2 separate regions of the Homo sapiens genome follow, and region 2 is linked to region 1. A link is a loop called in an ENCODE intact Hi-C map of the cell type or tissue named here. Cell type or tissue: CD14-positive monocyte. All regions are shown on one strand. Each heading gives the region's core, and the rest is flanking DNA. Links, peaks and the distances in the headings are about the cores only. Region 1 has its middle 42 kb from the start of MICALL2. Region 2 overlaps INTS1 (integrator complex subunit 1).

Region 1 (15,585 bases), core at 6,275-8,774:
CGCTTGAACCCGGGAGGCGGAAATGGCAGTGAGCCGAGATCAGGCCACTGCACTCCAGCCTGGGTGACAGAACAAGACTCTGTGTCAAAAAAAAAAAAAAATAAAATAAATAAAATAAAATAAAATTAGCCAGGCATGGTGGCATGCACTTGTAGTCTCAGCTACTCAGGAAGCTGAGGGGGGAGGATTGCTAGAGCCTGGGAGTTTGAGGCTGCAGTCAGTCACGATCGTGCCACTGCACTCCAGCCTGGGCGACACAGTGAGACTCCATCTCAAAAAAAAAGAGAGAGGGTTGAGTTTAGGTTGAAGGTAGCCAATCTGAAAGCTCAAGGCAGGAATTAGGGATTTGCTAAGGGAACCCTTCTTTCTGAAGTCAGAATCTACTGATTAAGGGTTCCATGAGGCAGTGCTTTGCTGTGGTGAGAAAGGCAGTTGTTGTGGTCCAAGCTACAGCTGGTACCAGCAGAGGAAAGAAAATCAAGGGTTCAGCAGAAGAAAGTCTTGGGATTCTAAGTCCGCTGGAAACCTCCCATTAAGAACATAGTATGATTATGTGGCAGACACAGCCCCCAACTTTGCTGGATGCCATCTGGTATTTGGGGTGCTGTGGTGGTACACAGGACTCACGGTGCCACAGCAGCCAGTTTGGGACCATGAGGGATGGTAAGGCCGCCAAGCAGAGACGAGCTGGGCAGAAACAGGGAAGGCTGCTGGGTCTTTGCTGACCTCCTGTTGGTGTCACTGAGCCCTGAATTAGCCAGTCTAGAACCTTCTTATGTGTAGATTTCTTGTTGGGAAGGATAATGAATCCAGGGTCGTGTAAGCCTCTTTGACTTGAATTTCCTGAGAGCCAAGTCAACACCCTATTGGTTTCCATTGATGTCACGCCGACGGGATGTCCTTCAATTCCCCACACCGTCTGCGCTGGGGCCTGGGGGTTGTCCAGCCCCGTCCACTCTCTTGAAGTCAGTGGGGATGCTGAGGCCCAGGAAGCAGAGTTGCCATCCCATCCCCGACCAGGGCAGAGCCACTGGGCCAGCCTCCTGCGCCATGGCCCTCCCCAGGCCTGCACTGGGTCTGGGGCCACCTCCCTGTTGTGGGACCTTTGCAAGACCCCGTTTTCCATGGAAGTGAGGACAACAGTGACAATGACACGCCTCCCCAGGCGTAGCCCCTTCTTCTGACCTTGAGTCAACCAGTCCCCAGGAGGGTGGGCGGGATGGGGCTGGGGAAGGTGAGCTTGACAGCTTCTCCACGTGCTGCTCCTGCCGCCTCTTCCCCCTCACTCCCAGCTCAGTCTGTCTCTCCCTCCCTCTCTGTCTCTGTCTCTCCCTCCCTCTGTCTGTCTCCCTCTCTCCCTCCCTCTCTGTCTCTCCCTCCATCTGTCTCCCTCTCTCCCTCCCTCTCTCTGTCTCCCTCTCTCCCTCCCTCTCTGTCTTTCCCTCCCTTTCTGTCTCTGCCTCTGTCTCTGTCTCTCCCTCCCTCTCTGTCTCTGTCTCTCCCTCCCCTTCTGTCTCTGACTCTGTCTCTGTCTCTCCGTCCCTCTCTCTGTCTCTCCCTCTGTGTCTCTGTCTCTGTCTCTCCCTCTCTGTCTCTCTCTCCCTCCATCTCTCCGTCCCTCTGTCGCTCCCTCCCTGTCTCTCCCTCCATCTCTCTGTCTCTGTCTCTCCCTGTCTGTCTCTCCCTCTCCCCCTCTCTCTGTCTCTCTCTCCCTCTCCCTCTCTCCCTCTCTGTCTCTCTCTCCCTCTCTCTCAGTCTGTTTCTCTCTCTCCCCCCTCTCTCTTCCTCTCCCCACTCCCCCTTTTCTCTCCCTCTCTGTTACTCCCACAGTTTCCCTGTCATTCTCTGCAATGTGGGCTCATCCATTCTGCTTCCAGCAGGCTCAGAAAGTTCTGCTTCTTATCTGACCACTGCAGAAGGCTGAGATGCCGCCAGGTGCCACTTCGTGTCTTAGGGTTGGATGCAGGGGCTGGGGGTGCCCCCTTCTCCTTGGCTTAGGCTGACCTGGGTGTGCCTCCGGCCAGAGCTCTCAGCCGGGCTCAGAAGGCCCCAGGGACCGTGGGAAGCTGTCGTTGCTTGGAGCGGGTGAGGCCAGACCAGAGCAGCCAGCAGCGCTTGGCGAGGCTCCAGGCAGCAGCCAGGTAGCCAGCTGCGCTCCTCCCTCCCCTGGAAGTGGGGGGCCCCTGGGGGACCCCTGTGTCACATGACCCATCAGCTGACAAAACAGGATGACTCAGCCAGCAGCTGTCGGCCCCCTGAAATAATGACAAAAACAATTAGCAATCCAAGCAGTAGCCTTTCCTTAATTATCTCCTCCGAGTTTAATTAACTAGCTAAATTATCAGCAGTAATGTAGGCATTAATTATGTCAAATTACAGTGTAAAACTCACAAAGTGTGGAAAATGTCAATTCAGCTTGGCTCACCTGCCAAGCGGGGGTGGCGAGGGCGTGCATGTACCTGTGCGAGTACCTGTTTGTGCCTCGGGGCCGGCGGGGCCATCAGGGCTGGGGCAGGGGGCAGGGGGCAGGGGGCAGCGTCTGCAGGGCTGGACGGAGGGAAGACACCGGGGACAGGGCGGGTGGGGCCCTGGGGACACCGGCGGGGGTGATGGGGAAGCTTTGGCTCAGACTGAGGGAGGGAAGGGAGCCTGTTCCCGGACCAGATGGCCAAGATGCTGAATTATTAAATTATGAATATTAATACAAATCAGACACAAAAGAGGTAATAATTTTGCTGCCCTACAGAAATAATTAACATAATTTTGATAAATTACATGATAAGAGAATCTCAAAATTGAGGTAGATTTATCTTAATTAATATCTTGGACCAGCTCCGAAAGGTAAATTGTTCCTTGGGGGGTTGGGGCAGAGTGAGGCTGGGGTGGGATTCGGCCCCTGGCCAGGGCCCTGGTCTCTTTCTGTCACAGAGGCTGGGGTGGGGGGACAGGGTGGGAAGATTGAGGACCCAGTCTGACTCAGTTGCACTGGAGCACCTTAGGCGAGGGGCGGCCCTCTCTGAGCCTCAGTTTCCCTTTCTGGGAGCCTGGGTGGCCGGCCCAGCTGGCCTCACGGGGCCTTCAGCGGGGACTGGCTGGGAGCTGTGGCTTTGGCCAAGCTTTTGCCACCCAAATGCTCTGGCCGAGCCCGGGGACACCTGCCCTCCAACTGAGCCACACACCTGCCTATTTACCTGTGCACACCTGGCCAGGGAGACTGAGGACCCAAGAGCTCGTCCCAGCAGCTTGTCCCATTTCTGAAGGGTCTGGGCCAGGCCTCATCCTCTTCAAGCCTCAGTCTCCCTTTGGTACAATGGGAGTTGGGCTGCACAGATGCTGAAGACTGTTGGCCACCCCCTCAGGTCTCACTCCGTGCCACTGCCATCCCTCTGCGGGGCCAGCCAGTCTTGTGGTATGGGGGGCAGTTAGCAAACCTCCAAAGATGGGGAACCAGCCTTGTGCAGGGGCACCAGGGCACCCAGGACCCCGCCGGTCCTCAGACTCTAGCAGCCTGGCCTCCCATGTCCTGGGACCACAGACAGCCCCTCAGGTGCTTGTCACCCAGAGGCCAGGGCTGTGTCAGGGCATGGGGCACCTGTGTGGCTTTAAGGCCTGCCATCTGCCCCCTGGCCCTCGGGACACCCTGCCGTTTGCTTACTCTGGCAGCACTGGCCTCTGCAGGTTTCGGACAACCCGGGCACACTGCCTGATGGCCCTGCTGTCCACAACATTCTGTCCTGGAGTGGTCGCCCCGACCTCCCCAAGTCTTCAGTGGGTCTCCCTGACCACCCCCGACGAGGGCAGGGACTTGATCTGTCCACTCGCCGCTGTATACCCGGGGCCTGGCACATAGCAGGTGCTCAGCAAAGTGTCACTGAATTGATTTGTTGATGAACACAACGTCTTTCGTGCGAGGTATACATCACATCTGATGTGTCAGACACCGTGCACGGCACCCACTAAACATCCGGCCACATCCGCGTTCCAGGTCCCGTCCCAGGAGCCGGCCGCATCCCCGTGGTGAGCGCTGCACGCCTCTGCACCCTGCCTTCCGAGGCACAGAGCCGCCTTCTGCACAGTCCGCACTCTGTGTCACATGCGGGAAATGACACGCTCCACCATCCGTGAGCCACGGAGCCCGGAGACTGTCCCCCGCGTTGAGTAGGGTGTGGCCCCCTCAATTCCTGGCACGGGACGCCCATGGGATGCGTGTTACGTATCAGTCACATCACACACATGTGCATACTAAGCCAAGGAGGCTAGGCTCAGGGCCTGGGTTACCCCCAACCCTGGAGTGTGTGCACACTCATGATTATACGTGGGTGTTCATGCAAGCACGTGTGTTCATGAACGGGTTTTTGGTTTTTTTTTTTTTTTTTTATGGAGTCCGGCTCTGTCGCCCAGGCCTGGAGTGCAGTGATGCGATCTCAGCTCACTGCAACCTCTACCCGCTGGGTTCAACCAATTCTCCTGCCTCAGCCTCCTGAGTAGCTGGGAATACAGGCACACGCCACCACGCCCAGCTAAGTTTTGTATTTTTGGTAGAGATGGGGTTTCACCATGTTGGTCAGGCTGGTCTCAAACTCCTGACCTCAAGTGACCACTCACCTCAGCCTCCCAAAGTGCTGGGATTACAGGCGTGAGCCACCGCACCCGGCTCATGGAGGTTTTTCCTGAGTGCAAATGTATGTGCCTGTTCTTACAAGAGAAATAGATGGGGCCGGGCGTGGCCTGTAATCCCAGCACTTTGGGAGGCCAAGGCAGGCAGATCACGAGGTCAGGAGATCAAGACCATCCTGGCTAACACGGTGAAACCTCACATCTACTAAAAATACAAAAAATTAGCTAGGCGTGGTGGCGGGCGCCTGTAGTCCCAGCTACTCGGGAGGCTGAGGCAGAATGGCGTGAACCCGGGAGGCAGAGCTTGCAGTGAGCCGAGATCGCACCACTGCACTCCAGCCTGGGCGACAGAGCGAGACTCTGTCTCCAAAAAAAAAAGAGAGAGAGAAATAGATGGGGAGAGGCACTGAGTCACCGAGTCATCCTTTCTGCCCCCTGGCCCTCTGTTTCCTCGCCTGTGTTGGAGCGAGTTCTGACTACAGGTGCCGCCGGGAGGAGCCTGGATCATGCTCTGTAAAGCAAGGTGGTAGCAATGTCCCCAGACCATGAACTCCCAGAACAGCAGCCAGGCCCAGCTAAGGGAACTTCCTCCAGACCAGGACTGGGACACAGGAGCCTCCACTGTTTGGAGGAGGAAACCGGGGCTCCGAGGAGTTCAGGGACCCTCCAGGGTTGCACGGAGCAGGCAGGTGGAGGGAGCTGGTGGCAGCCAGGTTGGGCTGGGCAGGAAGCAGCCACCAGGGGAGCCACCTGGCCATACTGGTGGGTTTCCTGCAGCCTGGCCAGCTCTGGACTCTGCCGCTCCAACAGGCCTGGAGGAGCTGAGGCGGCGACCTGGCCCTGCCAGCAGAGGAGGTGGGTGCATTCAGGGATGAGGGGCACATGGTGGGCATGCTGGTCAGCCTTGCCAGACCCTTACCCCTGCCCTAGCCGGAATCAGAGGCCTCCCCCAACACCTGCCCCCCCCACCTGGACATGGCTTCTTCCAAGAACAGGGTGCTTACTACCTGCCAGGGCTGCTCCGAGCAGGTATAGCAATGGAGACCATGGCCTGCTTACCTCCCAGCAGAGGGGAACAGGCAATGCACAGACGCACACATGTACAGAGCGTGTGGCCTCAGGTCCCGTGAAAGGCCCATGGCAGGTGGAGAAGAGCAGAGGCCGGGCAGTGCTGTGCTGTCAGGGCAAGGCAGGGCACACCCCGTAGGGTACGAACCTGCAGGTGCAAAGGCCCGGGCAGGTGGAAGTGGTGCAGAGACAGCGAGGAGGAGGAGGGCGAGGAGGAGGAGGAGACGGGGTTATGGGAGCTGGAGGGGTAACAGGGCCCGGAACACTGAGTGCCTTGAGACTGTGTTTCAGCCAGGCTGGGCGTACAGGCAGGATTCTTGGTCCGAGACAGTTTACAGGCGAGAAGCCAGGGCTGGGAGCAGTGTGGAAGAACGCTAGCACTTCAATGGACTGGGCAGATGCGTTTGCCCTCTGCCTCAGTTTCCCCATCTGTGAAATGGGAGAACGAAGCTCACCTCACAGGCAGCCCTGAGCCCTGACCTGGGTGGGTGGGGCGGGCTTTGTGAACCACTAGGCTCACGTTCAGTGAGGCACACAGTGGTGACCCCTCTGGGGGTGCTGGCTGCGACCCACAGGGCTCCCAGCACTAGACTCACAGAAGCTGCAAAAGGGGAAGGCCCCGGGCTCTGGATGACATCAGAGGCAGGTGGAACGCAGGGTGCCAGAACTTAGGAATTGGCCAGGCTGTGTGTGACGTCAGTAGGGTGGAGCACAGAGTGCTGGGGCTTAGGCATTGGCAGGTTTTTGTGTGACATCAGATGGGGGTGGAGCAGAGTGCAGGGGCCCTAGGAATTAGCCAGGTTTTGTGTGCCGTCACTGGGGGGTGGGGGGGGGGGGTGGAGCACAGGGTGCCAGTCCTTAGGGATTGGCCAGATTTTTGTGTGACGTCAGATCGGGGTGGAGCACAGGGTGCCAGGCCCTAGGGATTGGCCAGGTTTTTGTGTGACGTCAGTTGTGGGTGGAGCGTAGAATGCGGGGCCCTAGGGGTCGATCAGGTTTTATAGTGAAGTCAGATGAGGGTGGAGCGCAGTGTGGGGGCCCTAGGGATTGGCCAGGTTTTTGTGTGACGTCAGATGGTGGTGGAGGGCAGACTGTGGGAGCCCTAGGGATAGGCCAGGCTCTGTGTGACATCAGAGCGGGAATGGAGGGCCAGGTGGTTCTTGTTCTGTCTGCAGGGTGAGAATATTGGACGTGATTCTAAAGACTAAGCCTTTGGAGAGTATCAGGCAGGGGTGACGTTCCATCTGGGTTTGTTCTTTCTTACATGTTTAATTAGGTAGCATTTCAAATGCAGAAAAGCACAGGAAACAGTTATTCTGTTGGGTAAACAGCCATTTACCCATCACCAGGACTAAGCAGATGCGAACACTGTGCCCTGTTTGGACCAGATCTCTTACCCGAGCTCCCTTTTTTCTTTTTTCTTTTTGTTGAGACGGAGTCTTGCTCTGTCACCCAGGCTGGAGTGCAGTGGCGCGATCTCAGCTCACTGCAACCTCCGCCTACTGGGTTCAACCAATTCTCCTGCCTCAGCCTCCCAAGTAGCTGGCACTACAGGTGCCCACCACCACGGCTGGCTAATTTTTGTATTTTTAGTAGAGACGAGGTTTCGCCGCGTTGACCAGGCTGGTCTCGAACTCCTGACCTCAGATGATCTGTCTCGGCCTCCCAAAGTGCTGGGATTACAGGCGTGAGCCACCGTGCCTGGTCCAAACTCCCTTTTTAAAAGAACCTTTTTATTTTAAAATATTTAGATGTACAGAAAAGTTGCAAAGACAGCGCAGAGAATTCCTGTACACCAGTACGGTCTCCCCTAATGCTAACATCTTACATTACTTTGGTGCGTTTGTCACAGCTAAGAAACCCACATCAGCACATGACTCATCGTGAAACCCCACACTCTCCCCCGATTTCCTGTGCCTCCTATTACCCGTTTTCTGCTCCAGCTCCACCTCCAGGAGCCCACGCGACACAGCATGCTCAAATCTCCTGGGGCTCCTCTGTTCTGTGACTTTGACAGTTTTGAGGAGTGTTGCTCAGGTATTTTGCAGAATGTCCCTGGACTTGGATTTGTTGAGGCTTTTCTCGTGGTCTGATTGAGGTTCTGGGCTTGGGGAGGGAGACCACAGAAGTGACGTGCCCTTCCTAGTGCATCATCGGATCTGGGTTCTGGGGAGGCGGGAGAAGGGGCAACAGGAAGGGGCAGAAAGGGGATGGGAGAGTGGGCGCCTTAGGGTGGTGGGGTGGACAAGACTTGGGTGTGGGAGAGGCTTGAGGGAGGAGTTGGGGTGGTGGCCAGGTGGGTGCTGGTCAAGGACGTCGGGTCTGGAACTTACGGCTTTGAGACTGGAGCGGTTGGGGAGGATGTCTTGTTTCTGGTCTAGGTACTTGGGTGGGGGTGGGCTGCTGGCAGAGCCAGGGGCCAGGAGAAGGGCCTGTGGTGGAAGCTGGCTCTGCTCCCCTGACATCCTGCCCCCCACTCGTTTGTCCGACATGAAGGCTCAGGGCCACCCCTCCATACTCAGTGAGGAGGAAAACCTGAGGGTCTGGCATCCTCGTAATTAATTCATCAGGCGCCATGCTGGGATGTCTGAAGATGTGCGAGTGTTTAATTACAAACTTCTACATAACCATGCGCTTTAATTACCTGGGGCTGGGGAACCCTCCCACCTCGTGTCCAGCTCCAGTTGTCAGAGGGGTCTGGAGAGCCAGGTGGGGCAGCTGGTTCCCCAAGGCCACTGAGGCTGGAAATGAGGGCTGGGGAGGAGGGACAGATCCGGAGGTGGGAGCCCTGGATGGGACTGCAAGAAGTGCAGGTGAGGGTGCCCCTGACACCCCTTCTGTGTATGGCACTTAAGCCTGGGCTGTCTGAGGCCAGGGTCTCAGCTGGGGTCTCTGAGGGTCTGTGTGGCACTGGTGTGCCTTGTGCCACCTAGGGTCAGGCAGGGACCTCCATGAGGACAGGGTCCTGGGCTCCACCGAGAGCTCACTGTGTGGCCCTGCACCAGTTACCTCCTGCCTCCTGCACAGTTTCCTCATCGATGAATGGGGCTCATTGCAGCCGGCAAGCAACCCCTCTCCACTACTAAACAATGGGGGGTTACTCATAGTGCCCTCAGCCTCTCTTGGTTTCTGTTTTCTACTCATCCATCAATCCATTACTCACCCATCCATCCATCCTCCATCCATCCATCCATGCCTTCTCCCGCACATTTATCCACCCACCCATCCATCCATGTAACCATCTATCCATCCATCCACCTATCCCTATCTATTCATCCAGCCACTCGCTCACCTACCCATCCACCCATCCATCCATCCATCCATCCACCCACCCACCCATTCACCCATCCACCCACCCATCCATCCACTCACCCACCCATCCATCCACCCACCCATCCATCCACCCACCCATCCACCTATCCATCCACCCATCCATCCATTCCCATCTATTCATCCAGCCACCCACCCACCTACCCATCCATCCACCCATCCATCCATTCCCATCTATTCATCCATCCACCCACCCATCCACCCATCCATCCATTCCCATCTATTCATCCAGCCACCCACCCACCTACCCATCTACCCCACCCATCCATCCATCCACCCACTCATCCACCCCTCCACCCACCCATCTATCCCCATTCATCCACTCATCCATCCATCCACCCACTCGTCCATCCACCCATCCACCCACCCACTCACCCATCTATTCCTCCCTATCCATCCATCCAACCATCCACTCATCCACTCATCCACCCACCCATCCATCCATCCCCATCCATCTATCCATCCATCCATTCATCCACCCACCCACCTATCCACCCACCCATCAACCCACCCATTTATCCATGCATCCATTCATCCATCCACTCATCCACCCACTCATCCATCCCCATCCATACATCCATACATCCATCCATCCACCCATCCATCCATCCACCCATCCATCCATCCATCCACCCAGTCATCCATCCATCCATCCATCCATCTATTCACCCACCCATCCACCCACTCATCCATCCATCCATCTGTCCACCCACCCATCCACCCACTCATCCATCCATCTATCCATCCACCCACCCATCCACCCACTCATCCATCCATCCACCCGCCCACCTATCCACCCACCCACCTACCCACCCACCCATCCATCCATCCATTCATCCATCCACTCATCCATCCATCTCCATCCATTCATCCATCCACCTATCCACCTAACCATCCATCCATCCATCCATCCCTCCATCCATCCCTCCCTCCCTCCATTCACCCACCCACTCATCCATCCACCTATCCTCCTAACCATCCATCCATCCATCCATCCATCCCTCCCTCCCTCACTCCCTCCCTCCCTCCCTCCATTCACCCACCCACTCATCCATCCATTCATCCATCCATCCCCATCCAGCAATTGCAGTGGATGTTCACAGGGTTATCCTGGCTGCCCAGCATTTGAACACACACAAGCAGGTACCTGACTTAGCTCAGCCTAGCAGCACACCTGACCAAGACCAAGTGGGTGGACAGATGTCAGCCTGGATACCCCTGTGTGTGTTTGGTGTGTGTGTGAGGGGCGGGGTCAGGCATATGGTGATAGCCCAAAGGGACATCATGGTCAGTGCTGAGCCTTGTGGTCTCAGGCCTTCTCACCCTGGGGAGAGTTGAGGATTGAGCTGTGGTAAGGGTCTGACACCCCCAGCACCCACACCCAAGGATGGAGAACAGAAGTTTCTAACTCTGCTTCTGTTGTTATCTGTGGCCCCGAGGGGCGTGTGCATGCGTCAGTGTGGGGGTGTGACTGTTTGTGCTTTGTGCCCTGTGGTAGTGAGTGAGGGTGGCCGCTCCTGCCCACGGCATGTCCAGCCTGCTGTGGTCTTCAGGGACAGGCCCACTTCAGGCTCCCCTCTCAGAGCCTCAGTTTCCCCAGCTTTGCAACGGGACCATGGAAGGCAACCTGACCTGGGCCTCAGGCTGGTTGTGGGGATGGAATGAAGTAGTAACGTGGCATCCCCCGTATCACCAGCACATGAGGGCCCCTGAGACTCTGCTGTGTGCAGGCCGGGCTGCAGATCTGCCTTCCTATGCTCCACACCTGGGCCCATTTTCCAGATGAGGCTAACAAGGCTCAGAGAGGGGAAGCGACTTTCCCAAGGCCACACAGCCAGCTGGGGGCACAGCCAGGTGTGCGTAGAGCTGTGTGTGACTGTGTCCTGGGGGAGGGACAGGAGACTCAGGACAGCAGGCCTGGTTGGGGGGCAGGCGGGGAGGAGGCTGGGCAGAGGTAGGGACGCACTTGCCCAAGGTCATGCTTGTTAGGGACGTGGCCAAGCCAGGCTGCTTTTCTCCACCCCGCCCCAGGGCCCCCGGCAAGGCCTCCCCACCCAGCAGGTGCAGCCTGAGTTCAGGGCCTGCCACTGTGCTTGGCAGAGGCTCTGGACAGCAGTGGATTCTGCCCGGCTGGTCCGGGGGCTCCTGCTGTGTTGACACCCGGGCCAACGCCATCTGTCCCTGGCAGCCCGGTACTCTCCACCCAAGATGCCTCCCCTTTAGAGTGAGATGCTGGGGGAGGTGGCGGGGGGGGGGGGGGGCGTGGGGCGTGGCTGGAGATGCGGCTGCCGTAGACAGAGGCACTGGATTCCCACCAAAGACAGCCACAGGCACCAGGAAGGACCCCACGCGGGGCTGGACCACCCTGAGCCCCCAGTCCCTGCACTGGCTCAGACCTTCAGGGATTCCTGGAATCCTGCACTGTCTGGGGTTTGGGGAAGAACTGAGAAAAGTGATGTTTTATCTCCCACCCCGCCCCAACCCATTGTACAGATGGGGAAACTGAGGCCCACGGGGAGTCAAGCACCTGCTGAAGGCTGCTCAGTGAGTTTTCACTGCAGCCCAGGGCCCCGGCCTCCCAGCCTGCCCTGGAGGTGGCTGCCCACTCCAGTCCGGTCTCCTAACTCATTTTGCCCCCAAATCCTGAGAATCCTCTCCCTGAACTCCACCTTTCTGGCCATGTAAGATACTGGTGACAGCTCAGAATGCCTGTCTCCATCACTTCCCAGATACCTATTGCAAGGGGTGGGAGGTTGGATGGGTTTATTCTCGTAAATAACTATTAATTAACAAATAAAGATGAATTTACTAGGAGTTGGGGGCAGTCGTTGATTGCAGAGACTCAGCAACTAGGATGCTGGGCTCAAAGCCGGCCTACGACTTTCTCCTGCGTGACTCTGGGCAGGTGACTTGACTTCTCTGTCTTGGTTTCCTCATCGGTAAATGGGAAGAGTTAGTGACGCAGCAGATGCTCTTATTACACTCCTGGTGTGCGTTTAAGGCTCATAGTTGTCCTCGCTTTGCAGCCAGGAGACCCAAAGCGGAGATCCCCCACTGCCCGCCCCTCCAAGACCCTGCGAAGTCCAGGTCCGGGTACCAGCGTCCTCGGTCACGCCTACAAGGGGCGTGGCCTGGAATCGGGCGGAGTCTGAAGAGGCGGGGCACCAAGATAGTCTTTAGGGGCGGGGCCTCCGGCTGTGGGCGGGGCCTCGTGGCCCGGCGCCCTCCCCGCCCGCGTCCAGCTGAGACCGCGTAGCCGGCAGGTGGCGCTGCGGCGTTTCCTAAGAAAGCGGCGGGCGAGGCCCCGCTGGGCGCTGGGCCAGGTGCTCCCACTTGCACGCCAGACGCGGGGTGCGCACCGGTTACAGGTGCGCCCGACTGCACGCACACCAGCTGCATGCGTGTGCATCCATTACGCACGTGCACCCGCGCGCGCAGGCCTGTGCGGCCCACGGTCACCCTGGCTCCCTGACCCAGACCCATTCCATCCTGAATCCCTGGTTCAGGCTGTCTCCAGGCCTTTGCTGCGCCCTTCTCCAACCCTGCAGCCCCGGGTCTGGAGCCTTCCCGCACCTGGCCCATAGCCCACTTGGCCGCTGGCTTGCTTTCTTCAGAGCACTCCAAGTCTGAGGGACTCCCGGGCGGGAGTTGCAGGTCCCCCCAGCCTGGAGGGAGCACTTCTACCTGGCAGCATTGCAGCGCTGGCCCAGATGCCCGCTGTCAGCCAGGCAGGCCCGAGGCAGGGACAGCATCTGTAGTCAGGCAAGGCCTTGAGCTGGGAGGGCACCAGGCAATGCCGTGCACAGCTCAGACCCATCCCAGGGCAGCGGCCCTGACCCCAGAGCTGTGACATCGACCTCAGCACCTGCACCTACCGAGTGCCTGCGTGGTGTTCGCTACTTCCCAGGGGTTGCCACTGAGGTTGGAGAGGGGTGGGCATGGGCCAGGGTTACCCATGGGTGGGGCTAAGACCCCAGGTCCAGGGGCTTCCGAAGCCACCCTGGACAGCCAGGTTACCTTAGATGGAGGGACAGTCGGCCTTGGCCTCTGGGTCCCACCTGGGCTTAAGTGATTCCCTCCAAAGGGACCCCAGGGTGTGGCTTGGAGGGTCAGGAAGGGCCCAGCTCTGCCTCCAGTCCACAGCGTATGGTGGGCAATCTCCTGCCCTCTCTGGGCCTCAGTTTTTCTGTCTGTCCGGTGGGATTGCAGTGCTTAGCCTACCCCTGAGGACGGACTGCATGCTCTGTTCCCGTGTCATAATCTGTCCGGGGTGAGCCCAATAGGTGGGTTTATCTGGTACCCTTTGGAGCGTCTGCCTTTCCACACGTGACTTCCCCAGCACCAGCAGCCTCAACCTCCCATCTGTGCAATGGGCCAGTGATGCTGCCTCACAGGGCTGTTGTGAGGGAGGTGAACACATACGCTGGGAAAGGGCTGTTGAGACAGGAGTCACTTGCCCAGGGAGGCCTCGCGCATGTACATGTGCTCGTGGGTGTGATGCATGTCAACGCAGAAGTACACACAAAGAACCCTTGCCACGACAAGCACCCTGCGGCAAAGACGCCCACACCGCCCGCACACAGGGCGAACCACAGGCAGGGCCCGCCGGGCGCCCCAGCAGAAAAGAACAGCCATGTACACTCCCCCCACCCCGTCCGCCGCCCCCGATTCCTCCGCACGCACGGTTTATCTGTGCAGGTCAACAGCTTGCATCGTCGGCGCCGCACAATTGTTCGAACACCCCGGATACGCAGAGAACACTTCTTAATTAGATTCTGCAGAACCCTGACACACAAACAAAAGATATTAATATCAAGCGGCACAGCATCAATTGCAGTTTACACAGATCAGAGAACAATTTGGGTGCAAAGAGGTTGTGCGTGCGACGGGTTGTTACTTTACAAGTTGGGGATGTGGGCACGTGACAGGCCTGACTGCCGCGGCTCTGAGCGGAATCTGAGCCCCCCAGGGGGCTGTGGGGAGGGGCGCTGGGGGTTAGAGCTGAGGGCCAGGCCAGGGCTGGCTTAGAGGAAGGCCTGGGTGATTCAGGGAGGGAGGGGACATAGACAGGGCCAGGATATTATTATCACTGTTGTTCCCCGGAACATTAGTCCAGAGATCAGCCCAGGAGCCACGGCCACAAAGCCTTCCCTGAGCCGAGCTCCATCTGCTCTAGGAGGTCACTCAGGGTGGACTGGGACGCTCTGTGCTCCCCACAATGGGGTCTGTTTTGTTTTTTTTTTTCTCTCTCTCTCTCTCTTTTAATAGTTTATTAGTTAAAACTTTTCATTTTTATTTATTTTTATTTTTAGTATTATTATTTTTTGAGACAGAGTCTCGCTCTGTCGCCCAGGCTGGAATGTAGTGGTGCGATGTTGGCTCACTGCAACCTCCGCCTCCCAGGTTCAAGTGATTCTCCTGCCTCAGTCTCCCGAGTAGCTGGGATTACAGGCACAGACCACCACACCTGGCTAATTTTTCTATTTTTAGTAGAGACAGGGTTGCGCCATGTTGGCCAGGCTGGTCTCAAACTCCTGATCTCAGGTGATCTGCCCGCCTTGGCCTCCCAAAGTGCTGGGATTACAGGCATGGGCCACTGCACCCAGCCTATTTTTTATTTATATTTATTTAGAGACTGGACCTTGCTGTTAACCCAGGCTGGGGTGCGGTGGTGCAATCTCGGCTTACTGCAGCCTCAACCTGCCAGGCTCAAGGGACCTTCTCACCTCAGCCTCCCAAATAGCTGGGACCACAGGTGTGCACCATTACACCTGGCTAATTTTAAAATTTTTGTAGAGATGGGGTCTCACTATGTTGCCCAGGCTGGTCTTGAATTCCTGGGCTCAAGCAATCCTCCTGCCCCAGCCTCCCAAAGTGCTGGGATAAGCGTGAGCCATCTCATCAGCAAAACTTCTTTTTTAAAGAGTAGCTTTCTGGCCGGGAGCGGTAGCTCACGCCTGTAATTCCAGCACTTTGGGAGGCCGAGGCTGGCAGATCACGAGGTCAGGAGATCGAGACCATCCTTGCTAACATGGTGAAACCCCGTACCTACTAAAAATATAAAAAAATTAGCCGGGAGTGGTGGCAGGCGCCTGTGGTCCCAGCTACTCGGGAGGCTGAGGCAGGAGAATGGCATGAACCCAGGTGGCGGAGCTTGCAGTGAGCCGAGATCACGCCACTGCACTCCATCCTAGGCAACAGACCGAGACTCTGTCTCAAAAAAAAAAAAAAAAAAAAAGTAGCTTTCTTGCGCTATAATTCACATGTTATGTGTTGAATTGTCCCCCAAAAAATATGTTGAAGTCCTAACTCCTGATACCTGTGAATGTGGCCTTATTGGAAACAGAGCAATTGTAGCTGTCTTCAAGTTAATGTGAGCTCATTAGGGTGGGCCCTAATCCAACATGACTGGTGTCCTTATAAGAGGAAAAACCACGTGTCGGCAGACACCTGGGGAGGAGAGGGCCACGTGAGGGCGGAAGCAGAGGCTGGAGTGATAACGGCTGCCAGCCCTGGAACTCCAAGCATCATCACCACCACCAAAAGCTGGGAGGGGCCTGGGACAGTTGC
Region 2 (7,179 bases), core at 4,148-6,647, 50 kb before region 1:
CCCACCTCAAGGGGACGAAGCACTGACTGGTGCCTGACAGAGCATCAGCACACCTGCCCCCCGGCACATCGCCCCGCCCCGGCAAATGGCCCTCCCCACCCCCCCGTCCCTGGCACATCCACCATCCACCAGTGCTTGTCCGAGGTGTCCCTCCCCAGGAAGCCTCCCCTGGTCCTACTGGGCAAGGCTTGTCCTTGGTTTTTCCCTGCCTGAGGTGACACGGCACCGCAGCACGTCTCTCCTGTGCCGCCGGAAGAGCGCCAGGCCCGGGTCCCAAGGGGCCATCCCGTCTTGTGCCCAGTGGGTCCTGGCCCACATTGCGAGAAACCCAGCAGGGAGAGACTCGCAGAGGTGCATGCGCCGGATCCAAAGGCAGCTCCCGGCTCCTGGCTCCACCCCATTTGTGGAGCGCTGCTGTGTGCAGGCACCTTGGGAGCCTGGGCAGTGGCCGCCGTGCTCTCGGGAGGGCAGGTCCTGGTGCCTCAGTGTGGCACGTCCTGCCGCTCCCGCCCTCCTGCAGCACTGCCACTGTCTTCCAGAGGAGAGCTCAGCCGGCTCCTTGCCCCTGGTCAGCGTCTCCCTGTTCACCCCTCTGACCGCGGCCGAGATGGCCCCCTACATGAAACGGCTTTCCCGGGGCCAAACGGTGGAGGGTGAGTCAGGCCCTGCTTCACCCACGCCAGGTCAGCGCCCTGGGTCCCATGGGGCTGCGGGCAGCAGCCAGTAGCCATTTGGGCACTGACTTTGGCGTGAGCCTGGCCCACGCTGGGCTGTGGGTGGGTGGGCTGTTCCTCACAGTGGGGAGCACCCCCAGAGAGGGCCTTAGAAACTCAGGGGCCCAGGGGAGCTGGAGGTGGCTGCTCTGCTTCAGGCACAGCAAAAAGCAGGGGAGCCCCCTAAGGTGGTGGGGGTACAGCAGGAAGAGGTCAGGCGGGTGGGCAAGACCAGCGGGTGGGCAGTACCGGTGGCCGCTGTCAGAGGACAGCCAAGGCTGAGCGGCCCGGATGGAGTCGGGCCGTGGGGACACTTGGTGCTAAGAGCACCCTGGATATGGGGCTGCCGTGAGGGGTCAACCCCTCTCCTTGGAGGCCACTAGTAGGGGCAGGGCCGGGTATTTGTGGAGCTTGGGGGCAGGTGACTGCCTGGGGCGTCACTGGGCTCATGCTTTCCAGTGCTTTCTGTCCTGTGGTGCTCGGGGCCTTGCCCCCTCTGGGTGGCTGGGGTGGGGTGGGCAGAGGTCTGCCTGGGCCCTTCAGTTCTGGTCTGGCCCTCTCTCTGTGTCAGATCTGCTGGAGGTTCTGAGTGACATAGACGAGATGTCCCGGCGGAGACCCGAGATCCTGAGCTTCTTCTCGGTGAGCTGGATGGGGCTGAGGGAGAGCTGGGAGGAGCCACTCCCTTGGGGAACCCCAGCAGGGCCACCACCCCAACATGGCGTGCCCGCGCTGAGCCCCAGGGAGTCCTCTGAGGCTGGGCTTCGGGTGGGGGCCCCAGCCCAGGTGTTCACAGTCAAGCCGCCGCCAGAGCAGGCCTGCCTTCAGCCCCGGGCTGGGACCGGCCAGTGGCACGTGCGTCCTGCCTTCTGGATAGGGGCCTAGGGTCCCTGCCGTTGCCGCCAACCATCACGAGACCAAGAGGTGAAGGGGCCTTGATGGGGGCTGGACCCCTTGGTCACACACCTCCCACCTTTCCCCCGGTCAGACCAACCTGCAGCGGCTGATGAGCTCGGCCGAGGAGTGTTGCCGCAACCTCGCCTTCAGCCTGGCCCTGCGCTCCATGCAGAACAGCCCCAGGTGAGGCCACCGCCGGCCTCTGTCCCGCCGCCACCGCTGGGCCCTGCTAACCCAGGTCACCGCTTGACCCGCCTGGTGGCCAGACCAGGCTTCCAGGCGGCTCAGCTCGCCCTGTCGGGTGGGGGTCTGGCGTGGGCACAGGGTGGAGGTTCCCACTGAAGTGTGTGGGTCTTTCAGCATTGCAGCCGCTTTCCTGCCCACGTTCATGTACTGCCTGGGCAGCCAGGACTTTGAGGTGGTGCAGACGGCCCTCCGGAACCTGCCTGAGTACGCTCTCCTGTGCCAAGGTGAGGACTGGCCCCCCGCCCAGGGCCCTGGCAGCCCTCGGGGAGGCCGGAGGTGCGTCCCCCGAGGGCTGGCTCTTGGGAGTCCCGAGGTCTGGTCACTGCGGCCAGGATGTTGTGGCCAGCGTGACGTGCAGGGCCCCGTTTCCCCCACAGAGCACGCGGCTGTGCTGCTCCACCGGGCCTTCCTGGTGGGCATGTACGGCCAGATGGACCCCAGCGCGCAGATCTCCGAGGCCCTGAGGATCCTGCATATGGAGGCCGTGATGTGAGCCTGTGGCAGCCGACCCCCCTCCAAGCCCCGGCCCGTCCCGTCCCCGGGGATCCTCGAGGCAAAGCCCAGGAAGCGTGGGCGTTGCTGGTCTGTCCGAGGAGGTGAGGGCGCCGAGCCCTGAGGCCAGGCAGGCCCAGGAGCAATACTCCGAGCCCTGGGGTGGCTCCGGGCCGGCCGCTGGCATCAGGGGCCGTCCAGCAAGCCCTCATTCACCTTCTGGGCCACAGCCCTGCCGCGGAGCGGCGGATCCCCCCGGGCATGGCCTGGGCTGGTTTTGAATGAAACGACCTGAACTGTCTGTGTGCTCTCTGGTGTCCCATGTCGCCCTCTGGCCAGTGAGAGCCTCAAGGACCCTGGCCTTGGCTTCCCAGCCCCACAGTGCAGGGAGTTGAGCAGGGTCCGGGGTGGTGGAGACCAGGGCCAGGCTGGGCTCTCCCTTGGGCCAGCAGTTCCCGCAGGTGTTGAGGGTCGGGGGATGCTGCCCACTTGGCCGCCCCCGCCCCACGTCATGGTCTCCCTGTCGAGTGCCGGCCCTGGGCCCTGCCGGGCCTCAAGTCCTCTGCCCACGGGGTCGGCCTCTGTTGAGTGAGTCCGGCCTTGTCAGGCTGCGTGGGGGACTGGCCCAGCTGACTGGTCTCTCTCTCCTGCACTAAAAGGATCAACAAGGCCCTGAGAGCCTCAACTGTGGGCGTCCCTCTGTGGGAGCTGAGTTGGGGTCCCATTCCAGAAGAGTCCGAGTAGCCGGTGGTGCTGCTCGTCCTGCCTTTGCAGGCACCAGCTCCCAGGGGAGGGTCTGGGAGGGTCCTAGTGCATGCGGGGCGGAGCTTGGCATGGGGCCCTGTTTGCTGGCCCGCAGTGCACTCTCCTCCCTCCCAGCCAGGTTGGGGTTAGAGCCGCCCACCCCTCTGTCCTCGCTGCACCGGGGTCTTTCCAGCACACAGATGGGACCCGTGCTCTCCCGGTTCCCCATGAGTGCTCCCAGGTCAGCCAGGCCCCGGCTGCCCTCCACCCCAGCCGCTGTGGCTAAGAAGCTGACCCAGGCCCTCCTGCAAGCCCAGGTGGCGCGAGGCCTCAAGGTTCTAGTGATGCTGTGGCCTTGGGGGATGCCCCGCAACAGCACCCAGCAAGGGGGCAGCTGGGCTCCAGGCCCACAGCCTCCCAGCCCAGCCCCTGGCCTGCACACCTGCACCACCTGCCCGGGCCCCTGGGCACTCCTGCACCCGCCTGCCCACCCTCGGATTCTTCCAGGCTGCACAGGGCCGGGGACCAGGTCCCGGGTGGGGTGAGCCAGTGCCGGGTCTGTCACCAGGCGTGCCTGTCCACAGCTGGCTCCTGTGGCTCCGGGGGACTGGGAGGCTGCTCTGGGAGTGACTTGGAGGCCCATGGGCCGCTGAGCCGCCTCCATCCCAGCTGTGCGCGGCCGCCCTCCCCCACCCTTGCCCTTAGTGCGTTGCCTTCAGGCCCTTGGTGCGGGCACCTCTGCCCTGGGTCTGAATGTGTGTTAGGGTTAGGGACAGGGACAGCAGTGAGGAGGCCTAACAGGCCGGGGTGTGGGGTGAGGCCCTTCCTGCTCTGTGGTTGGCTCTCCTACCTCTGCGCGGATAAGGGGCAGGGCCGAGATTTGAGCCCTGGGGCCCTGGAGCCATGGGCTGCCCCAGGGTGGGGCTGGGCTGAGTGGAAGCAGGGCCCAAGGTTTGTGCAGTGGGAAAGGGCCCTGGAGGCTCAGCAGATGCAGGGCAGGGATGTGGATGCCTCCCCAGCCCCCAGGGGTGGGGCGTGGATGCAGGGAGGCATCCTCATACGGGGTGGGTGTGTGCAGGCTGTGCCGGCTCAGGGATCAACGTCAGGGCCCGTGTCCATCCGAGTCTTAGAGGACAGAAGCGTGCTAGGGCTTGGCGGGGACATGACCCGATCTCATCTGAGACCGAGTGAGCACGGGCCCACCAAGCCCTCCGGCCCCAGTGCCTGCTGTATGCCCCACACCCAAACCCCAGCCTCCTGAGGGCCAGGCTGCCTCTCCCGGGCCTGGATGTGGGGCCTTTGCCAGTCCACACCTTCGGGATCCCGACCCTTCTCCCCAGGTGCAACACCCCAGCTGTGTCGCCGCGTCCCCTCCAGCCAGGAGCCACCCTTACCCGATGTTACACCCTCTGTGGGCTCCTGGGGAACCTCCTCCAGGTTGGCTTTCCACACCCCACAGTCCGGAGCCTGCTGCAGCCTCGCCAGCCTCTGGTCCTCTGCTCTCCTGACATCACTCCAGCCAGGCTGCGGGGTGGGGGTCCTTCCAGCCGAGGCCTGCCCGCCTCAGGGTCTGATCAGGGAGGGAGGGAGGTCCGAGCTCTGTGGGCCCAGAATCCAGTGCCTGGGTTGAGGACAGGGAAAGGGAAGGACACTGCTGCCAGGCCCGGAGGCCAGTCCGTGTGTCCCAGCTGGGTGCAAGCCTGGGCCCTTCATGGGGGTGCGTGTATCTGGCTCAGAGCAGCCTGTGACAGGTAGAGCCCCAGGACGTTGGCTGGGGTCGTGGACCAGGCATGGGGAAGGAGGATGGGGAGGGTGCTGAGGGCAGGGCCCTGATCCTGGGGCCTGGGACCCTCTGGGCCTCTTGCTGCCTGGGCCTGTGTTCACTCCCGCCCAGGAGGCAGCAGAGGTTAAGCTAAGCAGAGGCATCCGGGGGAAGTAGCTGGCCTGGCGGGTGGCAAGGGCTCAGGTGAGGGGTATCGGCTCTGGTGTGTGTGCCAATTGGGGCCAGGATGTGCCAGGCGTGCCTGAGACCCCACCCACCCACCCCAGGGTGATGATCCCAGGGCCCGGGGCCTTGGTGGCTCACAATTACGACACCCGTGGGGCAAACAGTCTCTGCCTGGCCCAGGGCCTTAGGGCTGACAATTGTGGCACCCGTGGGGCAAACTTAGCCTCTACCTGGCCAAGGGCTTCCATAACCTCTAGAGGGTGTCCCAGGCCTGTCCCCACCATAAGGGGAGCCCCAGGGGGCATGTCTGGCCTTGGCTGCCGGGGTGGACCCCAGGTTCTGTGTCCCAGAGGTGAGAGGCCTCTGCGATCTGTGCTGGGAAAGATGGGGAAGACGCCTGAGAGGGAAACTTGACTGCGCCTGGACAGAGAAATGGGTAGACTGGAATCTGTGCCTGCGGCGGGCACCTGGCAGGGGCCGGTGTGAGCAGAAGTGTGGGTGTTGGAATGACGGTGCCGACCCCAGGTTGGACAGGGGGCTGCGAAATGGACCAGGGAGCCCTGGGTCAGGCCACGATCCACGCCTGGCCTCTCCCTCCCTCCGGCTCCCCAAGTTCCTCACCACGGCCACTGGGCCCAGGGACCCTGGGAACCAGCCGTGTGGGGCACCCAGCAGGACCCCTGTGCCACTGGGTGGCTGCTGGCAGGTCCCGGGCCGTCTGTTCTGGAACAGTGGAGGATCTGGGATCAGCACCTTCCTGTGTGGCTGTGGCTGTGAGCCCCTCGCCCAGGGTGACCACTAGAGCCCAGGACTCAGAGGGTCCAGCCCAGACTCCACAGTTCCCTTCCTTTCAGGAGTGGAGGGAGGCCCAGGAGTATGTCTGAGCCAGGCCAGGCAGGGTCCCAGCCCCTCCCAGTGGTTCCCGGCAGTCCCGGGCTGCCTTCTCCAGGCGGGGACGGGGCGGGGCCGGGGGATGCCATAGTGACAAGCTCACTTGCTGCTTCAGTCTCAAAACAAGTGCTTCTGGGTTTCATTTTCAGCTCTGGCTGGGGATGGACCCTGACCTTCAAACAGGCCAGACGGTGGCAGCCACAGGCTGAGTGTGGGCACCTGGGGCCTGAGCGCCCTCGGCAGCAGGAGTGCAGGTCTCCCCATGAGGTGTCTCCCCCATTCACCCCGGGAAGCCCAGACAGTGGCCCGAGGTCATGTGGCAGGTAGGGTGCAGGGCAGGAGCTGCTTGGGGGGCCTGGGCCTCCCCCAGCTCCCTTCCTCAGAGCAACCCAGACCCCTGACCCAATTAGGCCCAGGCCCAGCCAGCGGTTGGGGTCATTCCAGGTGCTTCTGAAGAGAAGGGTATGGCTGAAGCCTCCTCTGGGGACAGCAGCCCCTCTGTCCTGGGAAGTGGCCTGTAGGAAGCTGAGCATGGGCAGGCAGAACTGGACGTCCCAGTTCTTTCCAAACCCCCTCACTGGGCCAGGCCCAAAAGGACACCCCATGGCGGGCCCTGCTGGGCTCACGGGGGACTCAGGGTTGGACCCCAGTAGGCCTCCGCCAGGGTGTGGTGGGCACCCTCTCTGTGGAAGTTAGGAAGGGCTGTTGAGGGAAGGTGGCATGGCGGGCTGGGTCTTGAGCGGTGGGGAGGAGTTGGGCCCATCCACTTGTAGCGGGGCACAGGGCTCTGGCTGACCACCAGCAGGGCAGGCGGAGGGAAGGGTCCGGCGCCCTCTTTTCCCACTGGTGTCCTCCTGCTGTGAAGCCAGGCCTGTAGGAGCCTGCAAGCCTCGGGGGGCACAGGGGACAGGCCTGACACACAGAGGGCTCCTCGGGCACTCATCCTATAGTAGGGAGACGGGCCCTGGGAGGGGAGGGAGCCAGGAGGCAGCCATGCGCCCTCCCTAAGATGGAAAACGCAGGGGCCTGGTGAGGGCGGTGCTGACCACAGTGCTCTGCACACCAGGCTACTGCTGGCGCCCCAGCTCCGGGGAACATAGAGTCCTTGGGGACACAGGGCCCAGGGGCCTCCAGAGCTGGGATACGGTGGAGGGGCTGCTGGATCCCAAACACCCTTTAGGCCTCCTTCATCCCTAGTCAGCATTCCAGCCAGGACCCCGGGGGCCCCATCCAGAGTCCTGTCAGCGG

Evidence for each region. A loop is a pair of places that touch in the nucleus more often than their neighbours do. Peaks named below come from ENCODE experiments on the same cell type or tissue, not always from the same donor. Only the 100,000 strongest peaks of a DNase experiment are listed, where the experiment ranks them.
Region 2: it touches region 1 in a loop (2.1-fold over the local background); 15 of 110 quality-filtered maps call a loop at or near these places.

Annotation. Positions count from the first base shown.
Region 1 is chr7:1,409,666-1,425,250 of GRCh38, reverse strand. No RefSeq gene overlaps it. Among named protein-coding and RNA genes, the nearest start is that of MICALL2, 42 kb to the left of the region's middle. RefSeq lists silencers at 1,844-2,138, 12,085-12,384 and enhancers at 5,010-5,680, 5,681-6,353. In CD14-positive monocyte, for the core only: no CTCF peak of the experiment used is centred there; DNase peaks (open chromatin) are centred at 6,380 and 7,590.
Region 2 is chr7:1,465,747-1,472,925 of GRCh38, reverse strand. It overlaps INTS1 (integrator complex subunit 1), which reads left to right. Exons shown (of 48, transcript NM_001080453.3): 44 at 540-653; 45 at 1,285-1,355; 46 at 1,702-1,793; 47 at 1,971-2,080; 48 at 2,234-2,649. The coding sequence ends at 2,349. Among named protein-coding and RNA genes, the nearest start is that of MICALL2-DT, 9.4 kb to the right of the region's middle. RefSeq lists enhancers at 2,400-3,095, 5,880-6,575, 6,576-7,179. In CD14-positive monocyte, for the core only: no CTCF peak of the experiment used is centred there; no DNase peak of the experiment used is centred there.